Linked DNA regions of Mus musculus: region 2 is linked to region 1. A link is a contact called in ENCODE POLR2A ChIA-PET data. All regions are on one chromosome and are shown on one strand. Each heading gives the region's core, a stretch centred on a gene start or an enhancer-like site at or near the end of the contact. The rest is flanking DNA. Distances are from core to core; before and after follow the strand shown.

Region 1 (4,626 bases), core at 1,236-3,735:
GGAGAAAAAGACAATTATCACTTTTAGGTGTGTGCTGGGGAGTGTTTTAGTGATGGATTGTGTCTAACGCACTTCGTGTGCCATGCACACTAAGCAAGGGAAGTCGCTATTGCTGCTGATACCCAGGAACGCCTCTCTCTGAGCCCCACACTCTGCCAATGCTATCCCAACAGGGCAGGCTGGATATATGGTGTACAAGTCTATTCCCTATGGCTGCCTGGAGGAGGTGATTCCCTACCTGATCCGAAGAGCCCAGGAGAACAGGAGTGTGCTGCAGGGTGCCCGCAGGGAGCAGGCACTACTCAGCCAGGAACTGTGGCGGAGACTGCTGGGAAGGACGGCCTAAGATGTCTCCATCAGCACCATCAGGGGCCATGTGCTCAATAAAGGTCCCGAGTCCTGGCCCTGTCTGTACTTCTCAGAAGCTGCCTCCTTGGGGAAAGGGCTGACCCTGGTGTCTGCTCGGACAGGTGGGGCATGCCTGAGACTCAAGAGATCTTTAGTCCTGTGTGGTGGCACACTCCTGTTATCCTAGCACTTGGGAGGCTGAGACAGGAGGGCCATGTGTTCCAAGCCAGCCTGGACTACAGAGTGAGAAGAAGGAAGAGGAGGAGTGGGAGAGGGGAGGGGAGGAGAAGTGCTAGCCTAGGGTGGTAGTGACTTGGTAACCGAAGGGTAATTAATCCTTCAATGTGCTTAGCCAGGGATCTAGTCAAGAATTCTTTCCCTCTCAGAGGATTTGTAATAAACAACACAGGTGAATAGCAGACACTGATGGCCTACGACAAATGACTGCTCAGAAGGGGTGGGTCATTCCTTCAGTTAATAAGCACCGATGAGCAGGCTGAGGAGATGTTTTGGTCAGTGACATGCCTGGTGCACAAACTTGAGGACCTGGATTTACTCTCCAGCACCCACATAAAACTCCAAGCATGGGGATACAGGCTGAGACACAGATACTGGTTGGCCAGCCTTGCCCAGTTGGTGAGCCACAGGTTTCCAGTGAGAGATGCTGTCTCAAACAGATGTGGCACTCGGAAGCACAGGCAAGAGGATTCCAGGTTCTAGGCTAGCCTGGACTACATAGTGAGACTCTATCTCAAACAACAGCAACAAAACCCAAGAGCTGAGGACATAGATCACTGGCAGAACACTTGCCTAGAGTCATCCCGTGAGAAGCTGGGGCACAGCTCGATGGTAGAGTATGTGCTTAACATGCACAAAAAGTCTCTCTCCAGCACTGCAAATGATAATAAAAGCCACAAAGATGGAAAGGAGTTCCATGGTGGTGGCACATGCCTTCATCACAGCACTTGGGATGGGAAAGCAGGCGGATTTCTGAGTTCAAGACCAGCCTCGTCTACAGGGCAAGTTCCAGGACAGCCAGGGTTACATAGAGAAAACCTGCCTCAAAAAACAACAACAAAAAAACAAACAAACAAACCAGGGGCTGGAGAGATGGCTTAGTGGTTAAAAGCACTGGCTGCTCTTCCAGAGGTCCTGAGTTCAATTCCCAGCAACCACATGGTGGCTCACCACCATCTGTAACGGGACCTGGTGCCCTCTTCTAGCCTGCAGATGATTCATCAGAGAATTCATATATTAAATAAATTAAAAAAAAAAAAACCACCACCAAACAACCTAAAAAAATCCCATAGAGAAATGGTTCAGATTAAGGAGTGAGGAGCTACGGATAAAGGGAAGTACAGGGCCTTTAGACTTGCTCTGTGCTCCAGAGGCAACAAGGAATCATGGGAGTTACAGGCAGAGGGGACATGGCAACAGGTTCTCTATCATGTGGACGGTGAGCCAAATTAAAGGCAGCCATACCAGCATAGCTTGTTTCAGTTTCAAACAGTGGCAAATACTATGAACAAGTTAGGGGAAACTTCTTGATGCATATTGTTAAGTAACAAGGCGAGACAACCATCTAAAACTGAATGGAGCCAGCCTCGACAGTCCAGGTGATGTCTAAAGGGAGACGTTCTGAAGGGCCTTCAGGTATGGGGCTCAGGGAAGAGCCTGGAAGTAGTCATGGTGAACACGGGACGACAGTTAGAGATGCGGAACCGCGGTTAAGAGGGTCCAGGATGGCATGGCTGGGAGTTGGGAGAGATGGCTGAACGGTTAGGAGCACGGGCTGCCCACCCACCCCAGTGTCTTGATTCTTAGCACCCACAGGGTAGATCACACGCCCCTTTAACTCCAGTTCCTCTCTTTTGTCTATCGTGGACTTTAGGAGCCCGTGTGCTGCGCTTACATACATACAAGCAAAATATTCATACACATAATTAATATAAATAATAAATAAAAACTAAGAGATTCTGGCTGGCCTGAAGTTCTGGAGCACACAAGGAGGAAGGAGAGTCAACTGAAACCCTTGGGTCAACATCTCTGAACCTTCGCTATGAGATGGTGGGGTCGGGTTGGGGGAATGCTTCTTAGGGCAGGCTACTGCGCAAGTGCGAGGTAGCAGGAAGCCGCCGGCATATCTGCATCTAGAATTCCAGCACAGACAGCCGTGGCTGGATCACGGTTACGTGACAGTCACACTAGCGCCCAACGGTAGGTACCTGGCTGGGCCAGAGTCCAGGCCCAGAACTATTTGGAGCTTTCAGGACCCACGGCTCTTCACCACACCCACCTCATCTCCATACTCCACCTCCAGCCCCAGCCCTGCCCTCTTTCACTCAGACCCCACGTCTGTGTTGGAAACACCTAAGATGTTCCCAGCCCGCAGACCCCACCAGCCTTCCGGGCCTCCTAGCCTTTTGATACTTCAGAGCCTTACCCGGGCTCAGATTCTGCCCAAAGCCCTTAAATTTTCCTTGAAATGCCCGCCCTTGCCCTAAACCTCCCACTTATCACTTCTGATCCCTCGGGCTCCTGGTCTAATGGTGTGCAGCTCCCTGGCCCGGCCTACCAGACGGTAGATTTCCCATCAGAAATCTCCCAAATTCCCTTCTCAAGTAGACTGCTCCTTAGCTAGCCCTATTGTCCTTTATCCCCGCCCTCCCCTCAGGAGTGTACCCCATTCCAGGAGCTGACAGGCTCTAAGCGGGCTGCAGATGCATTCACAGGCTCCCCGCTTCCCTGTGGAGCTGGGCTCCGTGAGGGATCCAAACGCCCAGGTGGGGCGTCTGCATCGCCTAGCTATGGCCAGAGGCCCATGCTGGGGCCTAGCCAGGCTTCTGCGCAGAGGTGAGCTTCCACTGCCGGTGTGGTGTGGGGAAAGAACCAACCACGGAGGGACAACTTCAATTGAGCCGGTCCAGAACTGGGTGCCAGGGTCCTTATGCTGTTGCTTGCCAAGATCTACGGTCAGAGATGGGCTATCAGGGTGAAGCTGGCCTCGCGATCGTTGGGAACAAAATGTAGTTGGTGGGGAGGGGTTGTGCTGCGTGTGATAGGAGTCTCACAGTGTAAACCATTCTGCAGAAAACTGGGGGAAGGGATCCTTGGAAGCTGGGATGGCCTGGGCCAAGGCCCTAAAGTCCAAGCTGGGCATGTGTGTGACTAGCCAGATGTGGGGAGAGGAGAGTAAAAAGGTATTGAACCCAGACAATAAGAATCTGAGAAGGCTGGGCAGTAGTGGCTCACACCTTTAATCCCAGCACTTGGGTGGCAGAGGCAGGTGGATTTCCGAGTTTGAGGCCAGCCAGGTCTACAGAATGAGTTCCAGGACAGCCAGGACTACACAGAGAAACCCTGTCTCAAAAAAAAAAGCCTGAGAAGATGAGGGAATGGTGTTGGATTTTGTTGGGTGTTGGTTGGGAAAATCCCATTGAGACAAACATTCAACAATTTCACAAGTTTCTCTGATTTCTGTTATGTATCTGGCCACTGTCGGAACTTGCTTAGTAGCTGTGATTTTTTTTTTTTTTTTTTTTTTGCTGGGTTTTAATATTTTTGTTAGTTGAAAAGGGAGAAAACAGGGCACACGTGCCATTCTATTCCTCAGAAAGCTGCGGCTGGGGGAAAAAGACTGTGGGAGAAGCCTATGCTAATGACATAGCCTGTGCTAATGACATAGCCTGTGCTAATGAAACCCTGCCTCCAAAAAAAAAAAAAAGTATTTTTTCTTAAAGTATAAGACTAAACTCCCAAACCACGGTTGCCATTTGACACAGATATAGATATATATCTATAAAGAATTAAGTCTCTTGGGTGGTGGTGGCTCATACCTTCAATCCCAGCACTTGGGAGGCAAAGGCAGGACGAACTCTGTGAGTTCGAGGCCAGCCTAGTCTAAGAGTGAGTTCCAGGACAGCCAGAACTACATAGAAATCCTGTCTTGAAAACAAACAAATAACAAAGAATTAAATCTGTTTGTGCACTGAGTATCATGTTTGCTATTTGGGGTTTATAAGTGTAATCATAATTAGCAATTCCCGGCTAAGTCGTCTGAGTTTTTTCTCCCTAAGAGGATGGAATCGTACACAGGTGTTACACTTCATTGCCTTCCCTTTTTCTGTATCATCAAAGCTAAAGTGTGATTTTTTTTTCTTCCCACTGGTGCTAGAGCTAGAGATAGAACCCAGTGCTTTATCCATGCCAGGCAAGCACTCTGCCACTGAGCCACGCCCTCAGCCCCTCACTGGGAGATTCTAGGCAGGGGCTCTGTCA
Region 2 (4,626 bases), core at 1,559-4,058, 37 kb after region 1:
TGAGGCACAGAACTTTACCTAAAAAGTGTCCTCACGCCAGGGCTACACAGAGAAACCCTGTCTCGAAAAAACAAACAAACAAAACAAACAAACAAAAAAAGTGTCCTCACCTTGTGGCTCCAGTTCTGGTTTCTTGATGGCCCAAAGGGTTGTCCACCTTGGGGAACATTTCCAAAGGGGTTGTCTTGGGAGGTGAAAACTAACAGGCTATGAAAGAAGCAGAGCATAGTAAGAGGAGGACAGAAGCTGACAATTCCTATAGATTACTGGAAGAAATGTCTTGCGCATGCTCGACTGGCCAGGAAGAACGACGCTGCAACAGGATCCTTCTGCACACGTTTATTGGGAGAGCTTGACTGTAGAGGCGAAAAGACCCCGAGCCCAGAACTGGTGCTGCTTATATAGGCCTAGGAGAGGCGTGTCTCACATCTGATTGGTTAACTTGTCTCTCATCTGGGCAAAAGAACCTTCACTGCCTGTGTATGTGTGGTGGCCAGCAGTAGCCAACTACCACTCTGCAACTGCCACTCTGCAACGGCTTCCCACAGAAATGGACTACAATCCCCATGAATCATCACAACTCCCATAATTCCCATGAGCTCTAAGTCCCATGATAGAGACATAGAAGAACCTAGAAACTAGTAGTTGGTAGTTCTCAACTCTGGTAGCCTAGTAGGAGCTTTATTTTTGAGATAGGGTCTTACTCTGTAGCCATGATTAGCCTTGCACTTGAGGTGATCCTCCTGCCTCAACTTCTTGAGTGCTAGGACTTTAAAAATTACAGACTAATGCCAAATGTGTAATGTTCATCTGTCGTCCCAGCACTCAAGAGGCTCTGGCAGAAGGATCCAAAGTTCCAAAGCAAAGGCTGAGGAGATGGCTCAGTGAATACGATGCTTGCTCCCCGAACATGGGGACCTGAGTTCAAATCCATAGAATCCATGGAAAGCCAGATGTGGTAGCACAATCTGCAATCCGAGTACTTCTATACAGAGGTGGGAGGTGGATACGGGAGAGTCCCCTAAAACTTTTCAAGTCAGCGAGCCTCAGAGGTGAACATCAAAGAGAAGACCCTGGCTCAACATGGTGAAAGATGAGAACAGACGCCTGAGCCTGTCTGATTTCCACAGGGTGCACACACACACACACACACACACACACACACACTCTCTCTCACACTCACACACACACAGAAACAAGTGCACTCATACGCAAAGGCTGCATAGAGAACTCTTGTCTCAAAACAAGAATAACATTTTACCTGTTGCCTGCCTGTGGATCCTGTTCCTCTAACTGGACTGCCTTGCCTGGCCTCAGTGGGAGAGGATGTGCCTGGTCCTGCAGAGGATGTGTGAGAGTGGGTTGGTACCCATGCACACCCCCAGAGGATGAGTGAGAGTGGGTTCCCACTCCAGGCTAACAGAATCAGACTATCAGGAAACAGGCTAGACACTGCAACTTCTTCACACTATTCAGGCAATTAAAAAAAGATTTATTTATTTTTATTTTGTATGCATGGGTAGTATTATGCCTGCATGTGCCTGTGCACATTTATGTATGTGCAATGCCCTTGAAGACCCTGGAATGAATGTGAGTAGCCATGTGATGCTGAGAACTGAACCTGGGACCTCTGGAAGACCAGCCCCTGCTCCCAACCAATGAGCCCTTTTTCCAGCCCCATTCAGGAAAAACCTGGTCTGTTGCATAGTTCTGTTTTGTTTTTAACTGACACTAATTGTACAAGTTTATGCGGCACAGTATGATATTTCAATACGTGTATACAATATGTTACAGTCAAATCAAGGTAACTAATTTCTACCTCTTTAAACATGTTCCAAGAAGCCCATTTCATGAAGCTCCAATTAATTCCACGAGGAAAAAAAAAAAAAACCCAAGTAATGTAGCCAAGAATGGTGGTGGATGCCTTTAATCCCAGAACCCAGGAGGAAGAGGCAGGAGTTTAAGGCCAGCCTGGTCTACAAAGTGAGTTCCAAGACAGGGCTGTGCAGGGAAACCCTGTCTTAAACAACAACAACAATACAAATCATTTTAAAAAGCACCCATATGGGCTGGACAGATGGCTCGGTGGTTAAGAGCACTGGCTGCTCTACCAGAGGTCCTGAGTTCAATTCCCAGCAACCACATGGTAGCTCACAATCATCTGTAATGTGGTCTGATGCCCTCTTCTGGCACACGGGAGTATATGCAGAGAGAGCACTCATATACCTAAAATAAATAATAAATCTTTTTTTTAAAAGCATACAAATGAAAAAAAGAATGAAAACAATAGGCAAAAACAAAACATTAACAAAGAGCCACGACGAAACCGTACACAATATGTTTCCGGTTAAACCTGTTAAGGGAAGGGGGAGGTGGTGGCATGACTCCCAAAGAGAAAGGGGCAGTAGAGACTACAATCCCCATGAATCACTGGGCTCCTCCTAAGTGAAAAAGTTCATAGACAACACCCCTAGATGTCTGGGGCAATTTGGAAACTAACGAACTAAATTTTCAAATTTCTTTTCGACTCTTCTTCGGCCCACCCTGCGGGAACAAAAGACATGAGACACTCAGAGATGTTGGAGGGCCCAAACTGTGTGGTATCTTGGGAGTTGTAGTTCTCCTGAGATTGGGCGGGAGACTTCAGGCTCACGTAAACCCGTGTTGCCTTCCCAGGCCTCCTGTGGTCTCTGAAAGAGGACCAACCTCACCTGCAGTCAGTTTGTCGGCATTTACCGCAGCCTTAGCGCCAGCGGAGCTTCTTCGCGGAACAACCCTGCGCCTACTCTCCTCGCTAAGCAACGCCGTCAGCCCCGCCCCTTTCTGGCTGTGCAGAGTAGGAGCGCGGCCTCCAAAGCGACCAATGATAGACTAGAAAATAAAAGTAACTGGAAAGCGGCCGAGGGGCGTTCTCTCTTGACGAACTGGGAGAGCGTGTGTTTGATTGGAGCGTGCAGCAGTAATTGGCAAGACTTCAGACCAATAGTAAGGATCAAAGGCCGGGCTGACGCTTGAAGAGCGCTAAGAGTCCTGCCTTTTACTCAGTCCTTATTTCTAACCGCCAGGATACCTGTTGGAGCGAAGGCCTGACTCCAGCCTAGCTACTATTGCAGGGCTAACCCGAGACGTCTGTCTTTACTTTGACTGCTATCCCGTCCTGATGGTCACCTTAACCACTTTCCTCTTGAGCAGCTGGCCGTACTCCTTGCCAGGCCCGGGCTCCTGGCCCAGGTAGTGGGATCAAAACGAGCTATTTCGGGCCCCGGCGCGCAGCCCCCGGGGGCCAACCTGGAGTGTTCATGCTCATGCCCCCTGGCCGCTGAGCACCCCAGGCTGAGTCAGAGGCACAGAATTAGGCCCGACCTACTCTGGGGTAGGGTCTGTTCTGTGTCCTCCTGACTGCCTGGCATGGGTGCAGCATTCTCCAGGAGTCTGTTACTAAGACTGATGCGTCATCCTCAGAGCTGCCAGCCTGGCGGAGATGGATTAAGAGGACTGAGAACTCTTTGGGGGACTAATCGGGACCCAGGGTCCCAACTGCCACAATGATTGCCACACCTATAAGGGTCTGCCTCCTAGACTTTTAGCTTCCCCTTACAGAAATGGAAAAAGGCTTAATGACATTTCCCTGGTGTCCTTTTCCGGGCATCCAGCAGGCGTTTAATAACTGGCCAAGTAATTATTGAAGTTTCTAAATAAGGAATACTAATGCCTGAGTTTGGCCTCAATCCCAGTGTCCCTGAGAGGCCCGCCGCAGGGGCGGCACAGGGCACAGTATAAATCGGAGCCAGCGTGCGTTTGGGCACTGCGGGGCCCAGGGTGGCAGCGTAGGAACAGGATGGAGATCCCCGTGCCTGTGCAGCCTTCTTGGCTGCGCCGTGCTTCAGCTCCTTTACCAGGTTTCTCTGCTCCGGGACGCCTCTTTGACCAGCGTTTCGGCGAAGGGCTGCTTGAGGCAGAGCTGGCTTCACTGTGCCCTGCTGCGATCGCCCCCTACTATCTGCGCGCCCCCAGTGTGGCGTTACCCACAGCCCAGGTGCCAGGCCTAGGGAGAGGGCCAATCCAACTACTAACAAGACTGGGGGCCAGGAGGGGGGTCTAACCCCGGGCCGGGGGTGCGGGAATGTCTGTTGATTTTTAACTTAGAGGAGAATGTCACCCCTCAGTGGGGCCATTGGGTGTCCCTTGAGTGCGGTATTCTGAGCCCCTCCCCCCCCCCCCCCCCGTTACTGATCTTCTGAGGGGGTGAAGGGTGGGGCAAGTGAGCCGGGAATCTGGGGGAAAGGACAAGTGAGTCCCGACGGGCTGTAATGTTCCTAGGGTTGCATATGGTGATGCTGCATCTTCAAGAGGGATCCTGTGATTTGATGAAGGGGGTCTTGGGCACTCTAAACGAGGGGAAAGTACCCGTAAAGGGCACAGGAGGTCCCATGACCTAAGTAAGAACTCTGGCGATGGGGAAGTGGCATCTTGGTTGCTAGCATGGTGGGGTCTCGTAGCAGAAATGGTGACTGTGGAGTCAAGGACATGGGGTGGGGGGTTATAGGGTAGATATCTAACTTGGTTACCACAAAGAGGTGGACCCAGTATTTGAAGGGGAGGGGGGCCAGTTATTATGAGGCTGAG

Evidence for each region. ChIA-PET counts read pairs that join two places held with the same protein, here RNA polymerase II (POLR2A).
Region 2: POLR2A ChIA-PET joins it to region 1 with 16 read pairs in embryonic stem cell. The contact joins the promoter of Proser3 here to the promoter of Arhgap33os in region 1. POLR2A ChIA-PET finds 5 or more read pairs at or near these places in 2 of 5 experiments (Patski and embryonic stem cell).

What each region holds. Positions count from the first base shown.
Region 1 is chr7:30,512,637-30,517,262 of GRCm38, forward strand. It overlaps Arhgap33os (Rho GTPase activating protein 33, opposite strand), which reads left to right and starts at 2,486. Exons shown (of 12, transcript NR_036630.1): 1 at 2,486-2,565. Prodh2 (proline dehydrogenase (oxidase) 2) reads left to right here. Exons shown (of 10, transcript NM_019546.5): 10 at 174-766. The coding sequence ends at 346.
Region 2 is chr7:30,549,497-30,554,122 of GRCm38, forward strand. It overlaps Proser3 (proline and serine rich 3), which reads right to left and starts at 2,809. Exons shown (of 12, transcript NM_001382459.1): 1 at 2,712-2,809; 2 at 1,262-1,338; 3 at 111-207. The coding sequence starts at 169. Hspb6 (heat shock protein, alpha-crystallin-related, B6) reads left to right here and starts at 3,805. Exons shown (of 3, transcript NM_001012401.3): 1 at 3,805-4,036. The coding sequence starts at 3,839. Gm38670 (predicted gene, 38670) reads left to right here and starts at 3,332; the gene lies at 3,332-3,408.